Regions from separate parts of the Homo sapiens genome. Here all the other regions are linked to region 2. Evidence: read pairs that join two places in POLR2A ChIA-PET (ENCODE). Cell type or tissue: GM12878. All regions are shown on one strand.

The links. Peaks named below come from ENCODE experiments on the same cell type or tissue, not always from the same donor. Only the 100,000 strongest peaks of a DNase experiment are listed, where the experiment ranks them.
Region 1: POLR2A ChIA-PET joins it to region 2 with 7 read pairs; 5 of 35 experiments call an interaction of 5 or more read pairs at or near these places.
Region 3: POLR2A ChIA-PET joins it to region 2 with 6 read pairs; 7 of 35 experiments call an interaction of 5 or more read pairs at or near these places.

What each region holds. Positions count from the first base shown.
Region 1 is chr1:31,875,629-31,878,128 of GRCh38, forward strand. No RefSeq gene overlaps it. Among named protein-coding and RNA genes, the nearest start is that of SPOCD1, 61 kb to the left of the region's middle. In GM12878, no CTCF peak of the experiment used is centred here; no DNase peak of the experiment used is centred here.
Region 2 is chr1:32,004,321-32,006,820 of GRCh38, forward strand. No RefSeq gene overlaps it. Among named protein-coding and RNA genes, the nearest start is that of KHDRBS1, 8.3 kb to the right of the region's middle. In GM12878, no CTCF peak of the experiment used is centred here; a DNase peak (open chromatin) is centred at 1,301.
Region 3 is chr1:31,853,703-31,856,202 of GRCh38, forward strand. No RefSeq gene overlaps it. Among named protein-coding and RNA genes, the nearest start is that of SPOCD1, 39 kb to the left of the region's middle. In GM12878, no CTCF peak of the experiment used is centred here; no DNase peak of the experiment used is centred here.

The DNA of each region.
Region 1 (2,500 bases), 130 kb before region 2:
TTGTTGCCCAGGCTGGAGTGCAATGGCACGATGTCGGCTATGCAGTCGGATATAGACTGCAACCTATGTCTACTGGGTTCAAGCGATTCTCCTGCCTCGGCCTCCAGAGTAGCTGAGATTACAGCCGCCTGCCACCACACTCGGCTAATTTTTTTGTATTTTTAGTAGAGACAGGGTTTCACCATGTTGCCCAGGCTAGTCTCGAATGCCTGACCTCAGGTGATCCACCCACCTCAGCCTCCCAAATTATTGGGATTACAGGCTTGAACCTCCGCACCCAGCTACAACATGCTTTTTAAAAGATATAAAGTAAAAAATTAAAAATGGCAGAATGACAAAGAGAAACAGATAAATCCATAAATCCATAATCGTAGCAGGAAATGTTAACATATCTCTCTCCATTAGTTGCTAAAACAAGTAGACAAAAACAATCAGTAAGAACACAGAGGATTTAATGATTAACTAGCCTGACCTAGTAGACGTCTATAGAACACAGTATGCAACCACTGCAGAATCCATGTTGCTTCAGCACTCATGAAGTATTTCTAGAAATCAAATACATCCTGTATCCTTGGCCATTAAGCAAATCTGAACAAATGTCAAAGTATTAAAATGATATAGAATATGTTTTCAGACCACAATGCATATATGCTATAAATTAATAAAGAAAAGGTAATCATAAAATCCCCATGTATTTGGAAATTAAGATGTTTCTAAATAATCCATGTTATTCATTGACTACATAAAATCAAAATAATAATATCTCTTGGGGGTTAAAAAAAAGAAAAAACACACAGCGACAATAGTATATAAGCTGGAGACTGGTTAATGAAGTTAAAGTGTTTTGGGGTTGTTGCATAGTTCAGGGAAAAAAAAGGCATTGATTAATTTTAGACTTTGATAAGTCAGGAAGCAAGTTGAAATTACTAGGGTAACTACTACAAGAATAGAAACAGAAAAGAGATCTTTCGAACTAGAGGAAAAAGAGAACAAGACAAAATAACAGACCTCTCTCATAATTGATGGAAGCAGCAGACAGAAATCTAAGCAGGGATTTATAAGATTTGAATATATGTAGACTTCCACATAGATGTTAAAAAGGCCACTTCCAGCTATAGCTGGGACTGGCTGAGACTGGCTTAGTGTGCTAAGGTTTAGTTCACTAGTGGAATCTGGGCCCCAGGAGCATTGGTCCCAGGGTGGAGACCCCACCATATCCCTCAATCCTCATCACTTCAGTCTGTTTCACTGAACTTTCATCTTCCAGTTTCTGTATCTCATTACCTGGAGGCAATTTTTTTGGCTTTTTTTTTTTTTTTTTTTTTTTTTTTTTGAGACAGAGTCTCATTCTGTTGCCCAGGCTGGAGTGCAATGGCACGATCTCGGCTCACTGCAACCTCTGCCTCCCGGGTTCAACCGATTCTTGTGCCTCAGCCTTCCCAGTATCTGGGATTACAGGCGCCCGCCACCATGCCTGGCTAATTTTTTGTATTTTTAGCAGAGGCAGGCTTTCACCATGTTGCCCAGGCTGGTCTCAAACTCCTGAGCTCAAGCAATCCGCCTACCTCAGCCTCCCAAAGTGCTAGGATTATAGGCATGAGCCGCTGCACCCGGCCAAAGCTTTTTTCATTTTACTTTATATTTTATTTTTATATATTTTTTTGAGACAGAGACTCTTGCTCTGTTGCACAGGCGAAAGTGCAGTGGCATGATCTCTGCTCACTACAGCCTCGACCTCTTGGGCCCCCGTGATCCTCCCACCTCAGCCCCCCACATAGCTGGGACTATAGGCATGATGAATGATGAGCCACCATGCGCAGCTAATTTTTATGTGTATATGTGTGTGTGTGTGTGTGTGTGTGTGTGTGTGTATTTATATCTATATAGATAGATAGATTTTTTTTTAGTAGAGATGCAGTTTTGCCATGTTGCCCAGGCTAGCCTTGAACTCCTAGACTCAAGCGATCCATCCATCTTAGCCTCCCAAAGTGTTGAGATTACAGGTGTGAGCCACCGCTCCCAGCAGGCTTTTTTCAGAGCTACAAAAGACCTCTCTACCTGGAGAATGAATGGCAGGATAGGTGTATAAATACCCCAGCTCCCTCACCCATCTGGGAAGAGGACCCTGAGACTTTCTTCGGCTTCCCCATGGACTTTAGCTCTAGCTGCCCAAAGTGGTCTCTGGTGTGATAATACGCCCTTTACTGGGAGCCTTCCCTTTCTTGTACACTTCTCAGTCCTCTACTGGTGTTTCCTGTACTTCCTGAATTACTGTGCACTGAAGTCCATGTCTCAGGGTCTGCTTCTGGGGGAAGCAGACTTTTGTTGACATGTCTCCTGTGCCACTTCCCAGGACCTGTATTAAAGAGAGGCAGTTCCCCAAGTGTCTATTAGACACAAGAGCCACCCCTGAGTGGCTGCTGCTCCAAGGGCTGTGTGCTTATGAAGGCCACGGTCCTGGGCCATGGGAGAATCTTCTCTGTTTTGCAGAGAAGCACAA
Region 2 (2,500 bases):
CTGTGGTGTTCTTCCCTCCTTTCCGCGTCTGACCACGTTATCTCACTGTTCTCCACTGGCACTCTATCTCCTTATCTGAGCATCAAGACTCAGACTACCTTTTTTTTTTTTTGAGACGGAGTCTCGCTCTGTCACCCAGGCTGGAGTGCAGTGGCGCGATCTTGGCTCACTGCAAGCTCCGCCTCCCGGGTTCACGCCATTCTCCTGCCTCAGCCTCCTGAGTAGCTGGGACTACAGGCGCCCGCCACCGCGCCCGGCTAATTTTTTTTGTATTTTTAGTAGAGACGGGGTTTCACCATGTTAGCCAGGATGGTCTCAATCTCCTGACCTCGTGATCCACCCGCCTCCGCCTCCCAAAGTGCTGGGATTACAGGCGTGAGCCAGCCCGCCCGGCTCAGACTACCTTTTGGCCTTATCTCCTGCCATCTTCCATGAGCCCCTCCCCACTCATCCAAATCTAGCTCATATCCCGCAACTTGCCATTCCAGGGACCCACACCAAGTTTTGTAAAGTTTTGTTGTCTTTGCATGTGCTGTTCCTATTGATATTCATTGAGTCAACAAATATTTACTGATCAGCCAATCCAGACCAGCACTGTGCTGGGGACATAACCTTAAACACCAGAAACAAAGTTCCTGCTCTCATAGAGCTTACATTTGAGTTGCAGAGATGGAGGTTACTCAAATAATCACAAAGAGGTAAATTTTTGTGTGGTTTTTTTTTTTTTTTTTTTGAGATGGGGTATCACTCTGTCACCCAAGATGGAGTACAGTGGCATGAGCTCGGCTCACCGCAACCTCCACCTCCTGGGCTCAAGCAATCCTCCCACCTTAGCCTCCCAAGTAGCTGGGACCACAGGCTCACATCACTACACCCAGTGAATTTTTTTTTTTTTTTTTTTTTGGTAGAGACAGGGTTTCGCCATGTTGCCCAGGCTGGTCTCGAACTCCTGAGCTCAAGTAATCCACCCACCTTGGCCTCCCAAAATGCTGGGATTACAGGAATGAGCCACCACATCCAGCCCCAAAGAGGTAAATTTAAAAGGTGCTGTTTTAGGAAGGAGCCATGAAAGCATGTAACAAAGGGAGCTAAGCCAATCTGCACTAGGGGGCCTGGACACCTTCCCTGAAGAAGTGGCAATTGACTATATCGGAAGAATATATAGGAATTACAGTAGCTAAAGAAAAGAGGAGTAGCTAAAGAAAGAAAAGACAAGGGACTGGATTGGAGGAAGGGGGACAGTGATTGGAGTTTTAAGCTAAGGAACCAGAATGGGTGTGGTCGAGAGGAAGCAGGAGTCTGGCTTATTTGAGGAACTGAAAAAGGCCAGGGTTGCTAAGCACAGGAACCAGGGAGGAGAATGGCATGAGATGAGGTAAGAAAGCCATGTGTAGCTGGGCACAGTAGCACCTGTAGTCCCAGCTACTTGGGAGGCTGAGGAAGGAGGATCATTTGAGGCCAGGAGTTGGAGGCTGCAGTGAGCTATGATGGCGCCACTGCATTCCAGCCTGGGCAATACAGTGAGACCCGATCTCTATAAAAAAAGAAAAGAAAGGCATACAGGTAGGGGCAGGTCAAACATGTTAACAGGACTCAGGTCTTTATCCTAAAGGCAATAGGAAAAATACTATTCTGGCTTCTGGGTTGAAAATAGAAAAGGGGAAAAGGAGTGGAAGTAGGGGACCAGGTCAGAGGTGGCAGAAGTTCAAGAGAGGCATTATGGCACTTCAGCTGGAGGCAGAGGCAGGGGAGACAGAGAAATGTGGATGGGATTTTCAGTATTTATGAGGTAAGCAACAAAGGACTTAAGAATGGTTTGTATGTGGTGGGGGTAGAGTGATGAGGCAGAGGAGGGAAGTCAGAACAAGTCTCAGATATCCAGGGTGTGCAGTGAGTTAGGGGTGCTGTTCCCTAAGATACAGACACTGAGGAGGAGCAGGTCAGTGGCAAAGGGCAGAGTGGGAGTTTGTTTGTTTATTTATTTATTTATTTTGAGACAGTCTTTCTCTGTAACCCAGGCTGGAGTGCAGTGGTGCGATCTCGGCTCACTGCAACCTCCACCTCCCAGGTTCAAGCAATTCTCCTGCCTCAGCATCCCGTGTAGCTGGGATTAAAGGCAGGTGCCACCACACCTGGCTAATTTTTGTAGTTTTAGTAGAGACGGGGTTTTGCCATGTTGGCCAGACTCGTCTCGAACTCCTGACCTCAGCTGATCCACCCACCTCAGCCTCCCAAAGTGCTGGGATTGGGAGCCACTGCGCCCAGCCTATCTATTTATTTATTTTTGAAATGGAGTTTCACTCTTGTTGCCCAGGCTGGAGTGCAATGACGCGATCTTGGCTCACTGTAACCTCCACCTCCCAGGTTCAAGCGATTCTCCTGCCTCAGCCTCCCAAATAGCTGGGATTACAGGTGCCCGCCACCATGCCTGGGTAATTTTTATTTTTTATTTATTATTATTATTATTATTATTTTAGATGAAGTCTCGCTCTGTCGCCCA
Region 3 (2,500 bases), 150 kb before region 2:
GACTCGAGAAGTAGAAAAGCTGAAGAGAACAATAATCAAAGAAAAGATTTAAAAGGCTGTTGAAGAGCTCTCATTAAAACAAATCATAAGTCTCTCTCTCTCTCTGTTTTCCTCTTCCCCTCTCTTCCTTCCTTCTTCCCTCCCTCTCATCCTCCCTCCCTCCTTTCTCCTCCTCCATCTCTATCTCTCTCTCACCTTTTTCTGTGTGCTGGCTCCACTCCTTCATGTTACACAGTCTCTGCTATGGTTTGGATGTATGTGTCCCCCAAAATTCATAAGGGTGGAACTAAAACCTAGTGTGATAGTACCCAGAGGTGAGGCCTCCAGGAGGTGATTAAGACATAAGAGCTCTCAGCCTGGGCAACATGGCAAAACCCTCTCTCTACAAAAAATATAAAAAATTATCCAGGCATAGGGGTGCATGCCTGTAGTCCCAGCTACCTGGGAGGCTGACGCAGGAGGAACATTTGAGCCTGGGATGCAGAGGTTGCAGTGAGCCGAGAACACGCTATTACACTCCAGCCTGGGCGACAGAGAGAGACCCTGTCTCAAAAAAATAGGCCGGTTGCAGTGGCTCATGCCTGTAATTCCAACACTTTGGGAGACCGAGGCGGATGGATCACCTGAGGTCAGGAGTTCGAGACCAGCTTGACCAACATGGAGAAATCCCATCTCTACTAAAAATACAAAATTAGCCGGGCATGGTGCACATGCCTGTAATCCCAGCTACTCAGGAGGCTGAGGCAGGAAGATCACGAACCTGGGAGGCGGAGGTTGCGGTGAGCTGAGATCGCACCATTGCACTCCAGCCTGGGCAACAAGAGAAAACTCCGTCTCAATAAATAAACAAATAAATAAATAATAAATAAATAAGGGCTCCACCTGCATGAATGGGAGTAGTGCCCTTATAAAAGGTCTCAAGGGAACTAGCTAGGCTCTTTTGCCCTTCTGTCGCTTCCGCCATGGGAGGACACAGCGTTCGTCCCCTCTGGAGGATACAGCAACGAGGCACCCTCTTAGAAGCAGGGACCAGCCCGTCACCAGACACTGAACCTGCCAGCACCTTGATCTTTAACTTCCAGCCTGCAAAACTGTGAGAAATCGATTTCTGTTCCTTACAAATGATCCAGTCTCAGGTATTTTGTTAAAGCAGCATGAACACACTAAGACATTGTCCACACAACCAGAAAGGGATCCACTGGCAACCTCAGAGGCAGCTCGCCGACAGCCCACCCTTCATTCCCTTGTGAAACATAAGAACGAGGACTGGCCTATCCTGTTCATTATAACAGTAATAATCAGAACAACAATAATAAAAACCATAGACTGCTTGTCCAGCTTCAGTTGCAGGGTCAGTCGTTACAGTGTCTGAAGGATGCAGTCTGGGGCCCTGCCTAGGTTGGGGCACGCTCCTCCACTTCATGGCTGAGGCAACTGGGGCACCGTGATTGATAACTCCACCCAGGTCACGTGGCGCTGGGGGCAGTTACCCAAGGAGCCATAAGCCTATGGATGATCACCGTGCCCTGCAGGCACTCCAGCACTTTCAGACGATGAAAACGGGAAGATTTCCCAATCTGTTCCATACTCTACTGGTTCCTTCTCATTTTCATTGCCTGACTTGAGGCATGATGAACCATGACCTCAAGTCAAACAAGGCCACAAGGCTAAAATTTAACTGGATACCATCTCCAATGTCATTCATACGACATTTAACACATACTTGTGGAGCACCCACCTTGCTCTGGGCACTGGGGAATCAGAAAGGGACAAAGAGAATATCCAACAAGACCTGTCTTCGTGGTGCTCACTTTCTGTCCATGGAGTTGTGGGGCCCCAAGAACGTGACAGAATGAAAGATCCAATCCAGTTCAAAGGTCTTTGTTGTAAAATGAAATACCATGTTTACATATCTTAGGAGACAAAGAAATGTGAAACCTAGCCCCAGTCTGAGTAGGAGTGCAGCCTTCTCAGAGCAAAGAGAATAATTAGATCATGTGAGTCACTGGAATCCAGGAAGCAGCCTACATGAGGCTCCCATTTTGTAAGTTTCAAGAAAGCAATTTGAAGTAGCGGCTAAGTGCAAGGATTCTTAGTTCAACTCTCAGCTCCACTACTTATTGGCTGGGTGATCTGATTAAGTTTGTTACCTTCTTTGTACCTCAGCTTCTGGGGCCAGGCCCCAGACTACGTCCTTCAGATGCTGTAAAAGTGATAAAAATTATATTTATCTCGTGGATTACACATATAAGAAAGTGTTTATTGAGTGCCTACCAAATGCAAGCATTATTCTAGGCATTTGGTAGACATCAGAGAACAAAACAAAGATCTTGACCTCTCGCAGGGGGAGACAAACAGTGAATGCAATAAGCAAGCAAATATATGTATTTCTGGAGATGATAGGTGCTGTGGAAAAAGGAAAAAATAAAGCAGAGAAAGACGGAGAAAGAGGGGAGGGAGGGCTTGCTAGATTCCTAGAGTTGTCAGAGTTGGCTTCATT